Linked DNA regions of Homo sapiens: region 2 is linked to region 1. Evidence: chromatin loops called from intact Hi-C (ENCODE). Cell type or tissue: chondrocyte. All regions are shown on one strand.

The links. Peaks named below come from ENCODE experiments on the same cell type or tissue, not always from the same donor. Only the 100,000 strongest peaks of a DNase experiment are listed, where the experiment ranks them.
Region 2: a loop joins it to region 1, with 4 times the contacts of the local background. A loop is called at or near these places in 43 of 110 quality-filtered maps.

What each region holds. Positions count from the first base shown.
Region 1 is chr11:69,699,969-69,707,968 of GRCh38, forward strand. It overlaps FGF19 (fibroblast growth factor 19), which reads right to left and starts at 4,054. Exons shown (of 3, transcript NM_005117.3): 1 at 3,677-4,054; 2 at 3,293-3,396. The coding sequence starts at 3,908. RefSeq lists enhancers at 373-1,325, 5,463-5,825, 6,365-6,994 and a promoter at 4,127-6,324. In chondrocyte, a CTCF peak has its summit at 4,770 (motif pointing right); DNase peaks (open chromatin) are centred at 810, 3,853, 4,219, 6,463 and 1 weaker place.
Region 2 is chr11:69,883,763-69,891,762 of GRCh38, forward strand. No RefSeq gene overlaps it. Among named protein-coding and RNA genes, the nearest start is that of FGF3, 68 kb to the left of the region's middle. RefSeq lists enhancers at 1-180, 4,839-5,133, 7,329-7,924. In chondrocyte, CTCF peaks have their summits at 4,984 (motif pointing left) and 5,208; DNase peaks (open chromatin) are centred at 309, 2,909 and 7,849.

The DNA.
Region 1 (8,000 bases):
CCCAGCTATTCGGGAGGCTGAGAGGTGGGAGGATGGGTTGAGGCTGGGTAGTCAAGGCTGCACTGAGCAATGATCATGCCACTGCACTCTAGTCTGGGTGATAGAGCAAGACCCTGTCTCAAAAAAAAACAAAACAAAAAACCCACAACTATATATATACACAGAGAACACACACACATATATAAATGTACTGTAAGTGTAAGCATATATAATATGTACATTATGTTAATATATAACCCATTAATAAATTAAATATACATTTATATACCTTTATAAATTATAATCTTTATATAGATATACATGCACACAGACAAAACTGAGGTTTATTATTTCATATATGTATATTTTATGTATATACTTAATACTACATATACACTCTATATAGACCCAAATAATTTCCACTAAATTACCTCACTTTTTCGAGAGCCTTGTCCTAAGCAATAATATCCATCAACCCACAGGAATGCCGTCTGTGTTTCCCTCACCCTTTACATTACAGACATAACTCCTGGCATTTAAAAAGTTCCTGGGTATTTCATTGGCACTTTGGGAAACACTGATAAACTGGGTTGTCATCTTAGGATAGGTCTTTTAAATAAATTGCGTGTGATCCGATCTGGGTCCCAGATGAAAGCATCTGTTCCCCACCTATCTCAGAAATCACTGTGTGCCTTTATCATTCTAAGGCCTTCTGGTCTGCAGCAGTTCTGAGAACCATCAGCCCCGCTGTCTCCTCCATTCAGTCACCAAGGGCCTTCCAGGCAGGCTGCCAGGAGGCAGATCTCAGCAGCCCCTCCCCCAGGCCAGGCCAGGCCAGGCCGGCGCCCAGCTGGTGGCCGGAAATGTGTGCTGAGGGAAGCCTTGTCTTAGAACATTCATAGTCCACGGGGTTGAGAGGTGCCAGTGGGCAAGTGCCATCCCACACCGGTGTCATTACCCCTTGGCGACCCAGGACAGGCGCAGGCGGGAGCCGGAAGGGCTGGGCAGTAAACACACTGCAGGACGGCCTCAGTCAGGTTCCTGCCTAAGTCTGCAAAGGTCACTGAACTGCAGGTGGGTGACGAGGTACCTGTGCTAATAAGCTCCTGATAAGAGGCTCATTGCAGCAACCCAGGCTCCTGCCGAGCCCACGGATGGCTGGGACAAAGCATCGGACAGCAAGCGTGATTTCTCCCAAACTCCCAAAAATGCCAAATGATCAATAAACAAGGAACACAAAACCGAATGATTGGAGGACCTTCTTCTATTTACTTGGCTTGTCCTTTGGGAGAAATTAGTATCACTTTCTCCATACAGAAAACGAAATGACTTCAAGTTTCTAGAAGAATGTGGCATTTTTATTTAAGAAAGAGGCCAGGCGAGGTGGCTCATGCCTGTAATCCCAGCACTTTGGGCGGCTGAGGCAGGCAGATCGTGATGTCAGGAGTTCGAGACCAGCCTGGCCAGGATGGTGAAACCTCATCTCTACTAAAAATACAAAAAAACTAGCCGGTCATGGTGGCACGGTGCCCGTAATCCCAGCTACTTGGGAGGCTGAGGCAGGAGAATTGCTTGAACCCCGCAGGTGGAGGTTGCAGTGAGCCAAGATCATACCACTGTACTCCAGCCTGGGCGACAGAGCAAGCGAGACTCCGTCTCAAAAAAAAAAAAAAAAAAAAAAAGATCCTCAATTTCTGTTAGACCATGCACAGGGGATCAAGAGGCACAAAGGGGGCTGGGCGCGGTGGCTCACACCTCTAATCCCAAAGCACTTTGGGAGGCCGAGACGGCCGGATCACTTGAGGTCGGGAGTTCAAGACCAGCCTGGCCACCAACATGGTGAAACCCCATCTCTACCCAAAATACAAAAGGTAGCTGGGCTTGGTGGTGGGTACCTGTAATCCCAGCTCCATGGGAGGCTGAGGTAGCAGAAACGCTTGAACCTGGGAGGCACAGGTTGCAGTGAGCCGAGATCTGGCCACTGCATTCCAGCCTGGGCGACAGAGCAAGACTCTGCCAAAAAAAAAAAAAAAAAAAAAAAAAAAAGGCACAGAGGGATTTCAGGTGACCCAACCCCCAATTTGGGCAGAATGGCGGGTTAGGTTGACGTCCCCTGCTGGCCTCCCATCATTAGGAACCCCCACACCCCCTGCCATAGTAAATGTCAAAATTAAAGTTGCAAGGGTGGGTTTGGAGCGGCTCTGGGTGGGAGTCAGCGTCCAGCGTGCCGACCACCCCCTTTCTCTGCAGTCCTCTCACGCAGGACTCCGCCATAAAACCTGAAACAGGCGCTCCGAGTACACGGAGCACGGCAGAGGCACCGAGCAATTTTGAGACTCTAAAATGCTTTGTCCCGCTGTTCACAAAGGAGCTGGTTGGGCCGGAGGCGGCCCCGCCTCTGCATCCTTTCTGGGGTGGGGGCCCCGGGCAGGCGCGGCCACCCCCGCCCTGGCCCCTGCTCCGCCAGGGAGTCCGGGGCTGCGTGTGAGGCCTGCGCGGGCCGAGACCTCACACAGCCTCCTCTGCGCGCGGGGCCGCGGGAGGGGCGCGGGTTCGTTCCTTTGAACTCCCAGCCTTTGTTCCCGGCCACCAGAGCCCCAGCGCTCGTACACTTCCGGCCCCGGGACCTCTGCGGTTACCTGGGCCTTCCCTGCCAGCCCCCACCCCCTGCCCCCACCAGAAAGCGTTTACAGGACAGGTGAGGCCCGCAGGAGGAAAAGCACTCCCCTGGCGCAACATGACTCCAGCGCATCTGCGTCTAAGCCACACCGTGCTCCTGGTAGATTAAAAATTAATTCTAAAAAAAAAATCTCTCCTATCCCAAATGCACTGTTTTCTGCCTTGCTTGACAATTGATTTGTTTTTAAAGGAAAGTTATGGGTAGATCCTCTTTTTTCTTTCCCATTCTTTTTTTCTTCTTTTATACTGGAGGGAGGGAAACGGAGGCGAGGACCACACACGCGCAGGCAGAGGCTGAAAAGGCCCGAGGTGGGTTTTCCTGTTTAATATCAAAGGAGGCCGAATAATGGGTTTCCTCGGTCCGGCTAGGCCGGCCTTTGACTCAATTGGAAATGCAAAGGCAGCTTTTGCCTATTCTCTGGCTGCTGGCTGAGACCCTAAATTTCCGTAGGAAATCGTCGGACATGCACTTAATCGGTCTTTGCAATCTTTCCCTCGAAGTTGCACGCGGGTCTGGGCGGAGGAGGCGAGGAAACCCTGGATTCGAACCAGCGCCTTTCTCTCCTTCAGGCCTCCGCCCGGGGACAGGCGCCGGTCCCCCGCCCCGGCGCATCCGCCCCGTGGGGACACTTACCAGCCCCTGCATCTTGCCGTCGGCGCCCATGCAGAGGTACCGCACGCTGTGCACGCCCTTGATGGCCACGGTCCGCAGAGCGACTGCCTTGATCTCCAGCAAACCTAGGCGCAGGGGAAGCGAGAAGCTGCAGCAAGGACCGCTGGGCCCGCACCACGTGGGTGCGGTCGGTCCACAAGCCTGTGCTTCTCCCTAGCGTCCCGCGCTGTTTGGGGACTAACGGAGGGATCCTAACGTCCAGGTGCCAAAACCTGGGGTTCCCAGGAGTTGAGGGGTCCGCAGGAGCCTAAGGGTGGCAAAGGAAGGAAGGGCGCTGGGGTGGGGCGCGCGCAGCGGGGTGGGGTGCGCGCGGCGGGGCGGGCGGGGGTGCTGGCGGGCACTCACTGTGCGCGCTCTGGCCCCGCGCGCAGTCCACGACGCCGTCGGCACGGATGCGCAGGAAGCAGCTGGAGAGCCCGTGGGGGCCGGAGGTGTACAGGTGCCGCAGGCGGATGGGGTCGCCCCAGCCGTAGTGCACGTGGGGCCCCGCGTCCGAGAAGGCGAGGGGGCGCCCGGCCACGGCCAGCCAGAGGCCGGCCAGGATCCATACGTGGACCACCACACACCCGCTCCGCATGGCACCTCCCTGGGGCTCTCGGCGCAGCTCCGGCGATGGGGGTGCGGGAGGCTGGGCGGCGACCGGGATGCGCTGCGGGGCTGTGAGTGCCGGGTTGGGATGGTCGTGGCCCTAGATCCTGGACGCAGCGCTCCTGCTCTGACGGCGCGGCGGCTCCGGGCCGGCAGCCTTATATAGTAGCGCCTTACGGGCCCCACGGGTAGGTGCCCAAGACACCCGAGCATTTCTTATCGGGATTGCATCAAGCCTCCGCCCCCCGCACACACCCACTCACACCCCGCCTCCGGCCCCAGCCCCAGCCCCCTCCCCGGGCCCGGGCAGGCAGGCGGCGGCTTCTTGTCCCAGCCGGGGTGACCCCGCCCAGGCCGTTCGGATCTGCGGGAGGAGGAGGCCTCGCTTAGCGGCCGGGTTTCGGGGAACTCCTCCCCACCGCGCAGCGGCCCCGAGGTTCTTGGCTGGGAGAGTTTGACTTTGTAAAGCAATCGACAACTGGGGCCCTTCCCCCAGGCCTCAGGCTCCCAGTGGATGCACTCGGCGTGGGGCACTAGCGGGGGCGGGGTCAGGAACCCCGGGGCCAGAGGTTGGGGGGCACCGAGTTTTGCCCCCTTCACCCTCTGTCGGGAAAAGCCTCACCTCGGCCTTAGTGCCCTTCCCCTTAAAAGCCCACTCGCACTCCCTCCCCCGACTTTCGCAGCCCCGCACATCTGACGTCAAAGCCGTCCCGTAGAATTTTCCCCGGCAGTTCCGACAGTCTCAGGTTCTTTCAGCTTCATCTTCTTGCAATTCCTGCCCCGCCCCTTTTATCCGGGTAAATTGCCCCCCGACGGGGGGCCGGGCGCGCTCTCGGCCGGCGGGGAAACAATGGAAGCCGCGCGGACTGTAGGTGGCGCCGCAGCCTCGGCGTCCGCCTGGGCTTTGCGCTCCTGGCCCCGCGCCCCTGCCTGCTCCGCGCTCGCCCCGGCCCCGCGGCTGTGCGCGAGATGCAACCTGAAAGGGGGCACTGGGAAGGAGGCTCTCGGGCAGGGTGGGCGGGCCAGCTGCGGGATTGGTGAACCCCAGCTTCTCGGCTGGAGGGTGGTGGAGGCAGGGGCGCAGGGAGGGAGGCCTGGGCCTCCGTTTCCCGTTTTTTGAGCTGTCTTGTGTCGGGGGTCTGGTTTTTGAGTCCCCGAGTCCCTGCGCACGGGGTCAGGAGGAACAGCACGGTCGGGGAGGTCGAGAGCGCCTTACCTGGTGGGGAGGGGTCGGGAAGGGGCCCAGGAACGGTGATGGGCGCCCCTGGCGTCCGGGCAGGTGCCAGGTGAGGAAAGAAATGGGGGCCGCTCCATGAAGCGGTTCCTGCCAATAAAGAAAACGACATCCAGAGAATACCCAGGCGGGGAATAAAGGGGTCCTCCTACGGGGCTTTGGTTTAACTCTAATTATTTCTTGTTATTCTTCCAAACCCCCAGCTCCTGGATGTGGGGCCCCAGGAGGCTGGTTTTGGGGGCAGAGCCCTCCTGGCCCAGCGCAAAGGCGATGGGGAGGGCAAACAGGAGAGACAGCGAGAGAAATGCCAGGCCTAATGAATTTCAATGAGCAGAGGCCACATTCATTCCCCAGTCAGTGACTGGCGTTAATGACTGAGGGCGCAGCAAATGTCACCAGGAAAGTCTTTACAAAAAGACATCATCCCGAAGGCTTTCTAGACCAGGGACCCCCACGCTGTGTGTCTTGGTTCAGAAAGCCGTGGCTTCTGTTAAATCTAATTACTTCCCCCCTGTGGCTTTAAATCGACGGCGGCTCCTATTAAACTTAATTACCCTCCCCTGCAGCTTTCGTTTTAAAGATCCGTGGTAAATGCGTGATAAATGCTCTTGAGGGCGATGGCAGAGGCTGCACTGGGGGACACGACCCAAACCGGGTGGGGGCGATGGCAGCCTCTGGTTCCACCCCTACCCCTCTGCAGCCCCTTCCAGGGACATGGGGAAGAGAGTGGCTGATGCGATCAGGGAGGTGGGGAAATGAGGAAGGCGGCTGCTGTCCCCCAGCCCCTGTTCTGAGCGCTTCATGGAGGTTCTCAGCTCAAATCTCCACAAGAGCCCCCACAGTATTCTATTCCTCCCTCCCCCATGGAGCAGGAGGGAAATGGCCCCAGAAAAGTGGCCGAGTAACCCAAGGTCGCACACTCTGTTAGTGGTGAAGTTGGAATTTGAACCCAAACAGTGGGGCTCGTAAATCCAGGCTGTGCTGCGTCTTATCCCGGGACAGGGGCTCCGGGGTCAGACCCACTGTAGCATGGATCACACCCGGCCACTCCCTGGGTAGGTCGTGGACCGCTGACCCATTGCCCTCTCAGCTTGCTCTCAGGCTTGTCCTGAGGGTGACAAGGAAGAGGGGACAGAGAGGGCCTGGGATGTAGCACTCATGAAGGTGTTGATGGCAGGCCTTGAGGTCAGCTGTGTGCCGGCCATCTCACAGGCACAGCAATGCTCTGAGAGCTTAGGGGATGGATCCTGCTCATGTGAGGTAGCTGACGGTTACAGAGATGGACTGCCGGGCCTCGAGGGTTTGCCCCAGGTGGGCCAGGCACACGATCTTGGGTGTTTGCTGGGCTCCCTGGTGTGTGTGGTTAGAGGGAGCCAAGCCTGCAGAGGACAAGGCAGTGCTGGCCAGCAAGGGGCTCTCCTGGCGAGAGCAGAGGTGTGGCAAGGGCTGAGGTCCTCCTCCCACTCTGTTCTGTGCACACCGGGACCTCTGAAGCCACCTGTGTGCTGCATTGGGCTGACTTTGCTTTTCAGGTTGTGTTTGATTTGCCCCTGGGTGGCTAAGCCGGCTGAATCGCCCAGGTGGGGTTTCATTCATTGAATGGCATGGGCAATGGGTAGCAGGTAGGGTCCAAGGCACCTGGATGTCCCGCTCACCCATGCAGGGGTATGGGGGTCTCCAGCCCAGGTGTCCAGAAGGGCTTGGCTTGGCTTTGTTCTGGATTTGATGTTAGCTTTTTTTTTTTAATTCATTTTTTATTTTTTTATTTAATTGCCCTGTAGAACCGTAAATCCTTTTTCTGGAGTCTTCCTTCTTCCATCTGAGGGTGTAGAGGTTCCTTCTTCCTGATTATGGCAAATGAGTGATTTCCACCATTTCTAAACCCGTGTCCCAGTGTCTAAGAACATCTTATTCGGCTTCACCTCCAATTTTTACATTATGAAAATCATAGTTTTCCTTTCATTTTACAGTTAGAAATGTATGTTTTGCTGTCAAATGTGCATTCTTCTACATAAGCACTCCCTAGAGCCCCTCCCAAACCCCCTGCTCCCACCTTGTGATTGAAAATTATTTTGTAATTGGAGAAACTTCTGGGTGTGGTAAAAGTCTTTATCAGAAAATAAGAACTGCAGGGTAGCGTGGGACCGAGAGAGCTGTGAACACTGAGGTGATCGAGGCCACGCCCCACAGCTGGTTCCTGGCCAACTGGAGGCTGAGACCCAGGGACTCCTGAATCTCAGCCCAGTATTTTTGCTACAACCTGCTAGAACATGCATTATTTCCCCCAAGACTTTCTGATTCACCAACAGCCATTTCTTCCCCCATACGCATCGTTATTCTGAAATGAGGCCACCCAGCTAGCCCAGAAATTGGCAGAGACTGTGACAGAGTAGAAGGAAGACCTCTTTGAGATTCCATTTCCTCATTTGTAAAACAGCAAAAGGAACGCTAATTTACAGGGTTAATACGAGCATTAGAAAAGACATCCCCATCTATCAAGTGACCAATATTTGTAAGATAGAGACAGCCTGGCACATGTAAAGCACATAACAGAAGGGTAGCTATTGTTACTGTTGTAAATGCTGCTCTCTGGCGATCTTTGCTACATTTATTACTTATTTTAAAATTTAATGGCAACTCTAGAAAAAGATATATAGTGACAAAAAGCTGGATGGAGATCCACTAGAAAAGGGTAAATAGAAGGCTGGGCGTGGTGGCTCATGCCTGTAATCCCAGCACTTTGGGAGGCCAACGCAGGAGCATTGCTTGAACCCAGGAGGCAGAGGTTGCAGTGAGCCGAGATCGCACCACTGTACTCCAGCCTGGGCAACAGAGAGAGACTCTGTC
Region 2 (8,000 bases), 180 kb after region 1:
CCCAAGGAAGGAAGCTCAGGCAGCCCAGCTCCTTTCCAGTGATGCTGAGTGCCTAGCTCGGGCCAGACACAGGAGCAGGGAGCTGGCGGGGATGCTGCCACCCACAGGGCCCTGGGAGTTGGTCAAGGGACTGGGTGGCAAAGGCCAGCACGCCGTGGCCCCTCTGGAGGGGAAGGAGCCTGGAGACAGAGAAGCACGTCACCACCCCCATTCCAGGTGCAGAGACAAAGGGAACAGAACGAACGAGACCAGGGTCCATCCTTCAGAGAGCCAGGGGCCAGGGCCTGAGCCCTGCTTGGCCAGCACTTGCTAAGTGGCCGGAGGCCGGCGGCTTCCTCTCTCTGTGCCTCTGCGTCCAGTCATATCTGAAGCTGGAGCTGGTGGTCTGATAGAATGCAGGGCACTGCACGTAGGCTGCACACGCCACACGGGCTGTCACCAGCACTGCCTGCACCAGCGTGGGGCCGTGACTGGAACAGCGCTGGGCAGAGTCTGTGTTCAGTAACCATCCTTGGCTGCTGTTATCAAGGAGGCACTAAAAGAATTCCTGGGATCCCCAGAGAAGGAGTAAATGCCTGCATTTGTTGGGGAGGGAATAAGGAGGGTGGAGAAGAAATCAGGGACAGCTGAAGGGTGAGCGACATGCCAGGGTATCGGGCGGTGCCAGTGAACAGAGAGAGCAGAGGCCCAACTGCAAATTCCTTAGGAGACCAGCTTGCCTGGGGGCGGCCCCACTGGGGCTTTGACGTTCACAGAGGAGTTCGGACCTTCGTACTGCAGGAAGAAATGTTTAGGGTGGGAAGCAAGATTAGACTGGCACTTGGAAATGCCACAGGCGATTCTGTGAACAGAGCGAGTCTGATTAAGATAAAATAGGAGAATTACAGGGACCCCTGAGTCTGGGTGTAAGGTCGCATCCAAATTCTCCCTCAAGGTCCCTGCACGGCCCCAGGCAGCATCCCTGGTCTTTTCATATTGGTCTTCTCACCAGCCTTTGCTGCTCCTGCTCCAAATCCTCCTGGCTTGAGAGTCCCCACCTTGGTCTCCTGGACCCCTCTAACCAGGGCCCCTGCTCTCTGGTATTGCAGTTACTCTCACCTCCAGGCTTGGCTGTGCAGGAGCGCAGAGGTGAGAGGTCATTGCAGTGCATTGGCTTGGGCAGAGTCGGGACTTGTTGTTCAGGGCCGCAGGGACCAGCTGCCCCCTCCCCGGGCACCTACAGCCCCACAATTGGGGACCTCGCCAGCCACCGAGGTCTTTCTTCTCGGCACTGCCCCCACCCCCACCCTGGCTGTCCAGTCTTCAAGCAAATGTTTTTGATTTTACAGGAAGTAGAGCAAGGACCTAATCTGAGTTTAATTTTTGAAGCAAGGCCTTTGATTTAATACTTATTCATTTAAGTAATTAATGCCTCCGAGTCCAGAGTCAGAAGCCATCTCAGTTTAGCCCCTCTCTTTCCTTACACGCAAAAGCAGACCTCACAGCACTTGGTACCTCCAAACCATTAATTTATACCAACGGGGACATTCCAAGGCCTGGAGCAGTTACTGAACACGACTGTGCAGCCTTCTCTGCCATATTAATGTACTCTTGTCCCCAAAGACCTGGGACAGGAGTGGCTGCCTACTTAGCAAGGACTCTGCTCACAAGCCCGGTCCTCTTGTGGGTATAGAATATTCTGGGTTATGAGACATGTTTTTGAACCCAGACTTGATGCATTCAGTCAATAAACATATATGAAGTGCTGTCTCCCATGCACTAGGTGCACCCTGGAGAAGCAACTCTTATCCCCAAAGAGAAAACACACAGGCAGCAAATCTGTAGGAATGAGGGCAGAGTGGGGAGGACAGAGTGGGGAGGGCAGAGTGGGGAAGGCAGAATGGGGAGGGCAGAGTGGGGAGGGCAGAGTGGGGAGGGCAGAGTGGGGAAGGCAGAATGGGGAGGGCAGAGTGGGGAGGGCTGAGGGGGGAGGGCAGAAGGGGGAGGGCAGAGTGGGGAGGGCTGAGGGGGGAGGCCACTCCGGGACAGGGATGGTCACTGCCACATAGTGGGAAGATGTTCTGTGGGGACCTTGAAGAGTGGGGAGATGGAGAGTGATCGGGAGGGAAGGGTGATACAGAGGTGCGGGCAGAAGGCAACAGCCAGGAAGAAAGAGGGGTGTCGAGGTGGACGGTGGGATTCCAGAGAGCTTTTCTTATTGAGTTACTGGGGGAAGTTTGTTTTTCTTTTTTTCTTTTTCTTTTTCAGAACACAGGATGGATGTGCCTGTCTCCTCTGGGAAGCTCTCCTCTCCTTCATCGTGTTATACTCGTGTTCACTCTACTCTCATCCTGTGTAGGGCAGGCAAACAGGGCCGTGACTCTGGCCCCTCAGAGCCCCTGGTTTGATAGTCTGTGTACAGCGTGGGGTATGTGATAGCAATTGCACCTCTTATTTTATAAATGGGTAAACTGAGTCCTGGAGACAGGGCTGTCCCTAGATGGATGTGGGTTCCCTGAGTTTAGCCCATCTCTTTCCTTACACGCAAAAGCAGACCTCACATCACTTGGTATCTCCAAACCATTAATTTATACCAACGGGGACATTCCAAGGCCTGGAGCAGTTACTGAACACGACTGTGCAGCCTTCTCTGCCATATTAATATACTCAGAAATTAATCAATATACTTAATTAATATATTAATTAATTAATATACTTAATTAATATAATTAATGTACTCAAAAATTAAACTCAGATTAGGTCCTTGCTCTACTTCCTGTAAAATCAAAAACATTTGCTTGAAGACTGGACAGGACAGCCGGGGTGGGGGTGGAGGCAGTGCCGAGAAGAAAGACCTCAGTGGCTGGCGACGTCCCCAATTGTGGGGCTGTAGGTGCTCGGGGAGTGGGCAGCTGGTCCCTGCGGCCCTGAACGAAAAGTCCCGACTCTTCCCAAGCCAGTGTACTGCCCCCCCACTTGCAGGAGGCTCCACTGTCGGCCCTTTGCCTGGGGATTTGGGGATACTATTCAGAGTCTGAATTCAAAATTCAATCAAATTCGGCTGGGGTGGTGGCTCACGCCTGTAATCCCAGCACTTTGGGAGGCCGAGGCGGGCGGATCACGAGGTCAGGAGATCGAGACCATCCCGGCTAAAACGGTGAAACCCCGTCTCTACTAAAAATACAAAAAATTAGCCGGGCGTAGTGGCGGGCGCCTGTAGTCCCAGCTACTTGGGAGGCTGAGGCAGGAGAATGGCGTGAACCCGGGAGGCGGAGCTTGCAGTGAGCCGAGATCCCGCCACTGCACTCCAGCCTGGGCAACAGAGCGAGACTCTGTCTCAAAAAAAAAAAAAAAAAAAGAATATTTGTGAAATGGCTGAAGAAGAAGTGTCTAGTGCCACGCTCCCCTCTCGGAAACAGGGGCTCCACTGGCCGTCGCCAGCTGCGTCTCAAGTTAGGCAGGTGTCTCTATCATTTCAGGGCTCTAGCCGAGGCCCAACATTGAGCTGCATTGTCAGTGAACCCTCTCAAACTGGGGATGATTTCTGTGCACACCTACATGATCCCAGCATCTGGAGCTTTTATCAGATTTCTTCAGATCCTCAGTGGCTCCCCAAAACCCTGGCTTCTTGCTCACAGGGTTGGAAAGAATTTATGCACCTTAGGACCTCCAAGTGGAAACCTGAAGTCTGCAGGAACACAGAGAATCAGAAATTTTCTCTGAGAGAGGTCAGGTAGGCTTCCTGGAGGAAGAGGCATTTGAGCAGGACTGCCTATGGCCTCCTGCTCTGGGCACAGAGGGTTTATGATCCCTGTAACAAAATGCAGATAAAGCACCTCCTGCTAAAAATATATATTCAGGCCAATGGAATAATTTATTCATCTCAACCCACAAACATCGATTCAAACCTGGGCTGGACGCTGGTTCTGCCTGTTCATAGCTGGTGGTTTTGGGTGAGTCACTTAACTTCTCTGTGCCTTTGTTTCTTCATCACAAGATGGAATAATTATGCAGCCTGCCTCAGAGGACTGTCGAGCGAATTAAATGAACTCTCAGATATTTCTGACAACTGGACCCTCGGTATTCGGCCTAGAAACCTGATTGGTCTCTAGCGAACTTCTTACTCTAGGCCAGGTCCTGTGCCCAAACCTGGGGAGCCCTGGTTGAGCACCACCCAGACCTGGCCTCCAGGAGCTCAGAGTACAGTAAGGGAGACAAATAGCAGACAGTGCTCCTGCATCCAGGTGCAAGTGGCCATAGGGCGGCATGGAGCAGCGCCCGGAGGTGCCCCCAGCCAGGCCCAGCTTTCGCCTGCCGATGCAGGCTCTGAGCCACATTAGCCAAGAAAGAGAGGAGGGGAGGGACCACTGAGGACAGGAGATGGACCTTGCTCCTTCTTGCTGTCCAGCAGACACACACACAGACATACGTGCACACCATGCACGCAAAAAGGCATACACATGTGCCTCTGCACACATCCCCACACAGCCCAAAATATACACATGTGCACACACTGGCGCACACATGTACCTTGCAGGCAAACACACATGTACATATACATACACACGCATACAATACCTACTGACACAAAGGTACACATATGTCCATGAGCACAGGCTCACACATGAGCATACACAGTGCTACAAATATACACACTCCTGCACACATGGGAGCATATAACACACATATTCACATGTATGCACACATGCACACACAAGGCAAAGACATACACAAACACACAAGAGCATATGCCATGCATACCAAGATTCACACAGGTACATATGCACACACATGCACCTGCACGCATGATCACACACGTGGACACATGATCACACATGTGCATGCACCCTACAAGAAGGCATCTTCTGCCCTCTGCACCAGGACGACAGAATTACCTTCAGTGCCATAAACCCAAGAACATCAAAGGTGGGAAAGACCAGGTCAGTGTGCTCAGGTTGTAAACAGAAACAAAAACCCCGCAAAACAGCGCCATCTTGTGGTGGCAGTGGGACCAGGCTGAAGGCAGCTGGCATCCTTCTTCCTTAGGGAGGGGTTTTTCCTAGAACCTGGCTTCCAAGGTGGGCTGAGTCAACTGTAACTCTCAGGCAGTACCAAAGCCACCCCTTTTATTCGGGGGAGGTCGGGATGCTCTGGACCAGCGGCTTTCCCTACCTCCACGGCCCCTGTGCTGGGTCCTGGCCAGCCAAGGGTGACCAGGGCCCTGAGTCTGGCTCTGCTGGGGACTCTGGGAGCCTCCTTCTGTCCTGGGCTTTACTCACCTCATTCAAGAAATGAGGTTATTACACTGATGCTCGAGAGCCCAGATCCATGTGTGTCTAGAGCCACGCCCCTTAGCCTGGGGCATCCATGAATAGACTGGGCTGCCCCCATATCAAACCGGAAAGCAAAGCCTCCTGGGTATCTCTGGCTTAGAGACCCGCTGGGAAATTGCCACCAGGGTCTCCCTTGCTGGAAGCTTCGGAGTGACATGAGATCTCAGGCCCTGCTTGGACCTTCTGACCCCTCAACTTTATCTTAAGAGCCCAGGGGATCTGGGCAGTGCCCCCAGAGCTCCCATCAGCACCCAGCACCCCTCACCTCCCCGAGAATCCCCTTCCCCTATGAAAGCCTCAGCTCTGAGACATAGACTGTTCCCCACCTGGTCCTCAGCCTTCCTCCCTGGCCCCCAGCCTGCAGGGACAAGGGCTCGTAACCATTCAGTGAACAGAAAACCAAGACACTTTCCTAGTGGAAATCGAGGCACGGGATTTCTCCCCACCTGCCCATTCAGATCACTCGCCTGGCAGGGCACAGGTAAGGACCCAGCTCTGAGACAGGCCACTGGGGCCAGATCCTGGTTCTGCACTCCCTGAATGGGTCCCCTGAGGCAAGTCACCTCCCCTCTCAGTGTCCTTCTCTGTAAAATGGGAATTACAATAGAATTTATCTCCGAGTTGTTTTAGGGAACAAAGGAAATATAATCCATGCAAAGTGCCTGGTCCACAGGAAGCGCTTTCGCATTGTCAGTGTTGGAGGTGATGTTTGCTTTGCAGGGCTGTTCAATCCCCTGCCCACTTCTAAACACATTTAACTTTGGGGAGGGGCCTCTTGGGGAGGACAAAAGAAGGAGGCTGGGGCTTCCGCTGCCCTCTGCAGACCTGGTGTGCGATGACGCTGCAGCGGGGGACCGCGGTTTTAAAGGCATCATCGGTAGAAACGGCCTCACGCATTTCCATAATTCACTCTGCATCAATTAATCTTTCACTGTCGATAGGAACCTGCGGCTGAATTCCCTCCCCGGGAGGACTCGCCATTCTCAAGCTCTGAGGGGTTTTCTTCTCGGCTGGCATCATGCTAATTTCCCTCGAGTACCCCTGGAAAGAGGTTTTAGAACAAGACGTGGCGCTTGGCAGGAATTTGACATCTGAAACAACTGTCGCTCAGGGAGGAGGGGGTTGTGACATTTGCTAATTGCCAATCGAGCACTAATGTGAGCATTGAGATGCTTGGAAAAATGCTTCTTCCTGCTGAGGCTGGATGGAGCTGGCTCACGGGCCACTGATACACCTGCAGGGCATCATCCTTTGCCATTGATAAATACCCTTCATGGATCTAAGGAGGGAAATAATAGGGAAATTTCCTTTTGGAAAACCAGAGAGCATTGGCTGGGGATGGGGGGCCCAGGTTCTGAAGCCATCACTGCCAAAAACCAGCTGAGCCACCAAGGGTGAGACCCTGCTCTTCCTCAGTGTCTGTGCGATGAGGGCCATGGCCCTTGCCGTCCTCTGCCTTTCCCTGACCGCAGACCCTGGCTTCTGCTGGAGCTCTCCCTTGTGTAAGGATGCATGGAGCAAATTTTAGGGGCCTTAGAGCCCTACGTCCAAACCTCCTCCAGCAGAGTCCCAAAGGGCCCCTGCCTACCTTCGCCTGCCTGCCAAGGGGTGCTGGCAGAAAGCAGGCAGGCGGTGCAGCCTCACCCTCTCCCACAATGGGCATGGGCCATGCCTGCTTCCTGCATGGCAAACCCCTGCTTCCAAGAGAAGCCTGAGGCCTGTGCTGAGAGGGCCCAGCCCCTCCTAGCATCTCTGGGTCATTTCCCTCTCCTCAGGCCTGGCAACCTCTAAGTTCAGCTCCTGGGAGCTGGGGTCCCCCAGAAAGGAGCTCTCCCCATTGCCAGCGAGAAGCAGCTCTAGCTCATTCTGTAGGCTAATAAGAGGGACAGCTCGAGAAATGAATGTGAGAATGGGACTGTGTGGGAACCCCCTGGAGAATCCACGGGGCAAATATCTTTATGTTCCAACCCGATTTCCTCTTGTGGAATCTCGACTATAAAATCAGCAACACAGCTGTACTAATAACAAAAAAAAGCATCAATGTTCAACCACCTATGCTGTGCCAGGCTCAGTGCTAAGCACTTCATTCTATGAAATCTTCTGGAATCTTCTCAATAGCCCCACAAAGGGGGCTCTGACACAGCCCCTATTTTATGCAAACCAAGGCTCTGAAAGGCTCAAGTCTTCCCAAGGTGATTTAGGGCACGCTTGCTGAAATAATAACCAAGACATTTATTTGGGGTTAAAATCCTGATATTCCAGACTGAAATAGCTGCCCCTCACATCCTCCTCCAGCCCTGCACCCATGGCCCCGAGCCCCACTGTGGGTGAAAGAGCAGGAGGGCCCTCCCTGTGAAACAGCGTCGGCCGCTTGGCAGGGGTATTGCTCTGCCCTGAGTTCACGCTGATAACGCGCCCAAGGGCAATCACATCGTAACAGCCCGGAATTGTTCTCAGTCTAGAACGGACAATAAACCGCCCGGGCAGAATGTCTCCTCATCATTCTGCCGCCAGCCAACGGGCTCCAAGAGTTGTCATCTTGAATTTGTGCCCAACTCAAGGTGCCGGCCCAGGCTGGGTCACGGGGCCACAGGGCGCTTTCCAGGAAGGCACGCAGAAGGCATTCCAGCACGAGAAGGTGAAGCAGCGCGGAGGTTATTGACTTGACATGGGTCATTTTGCCCCGGC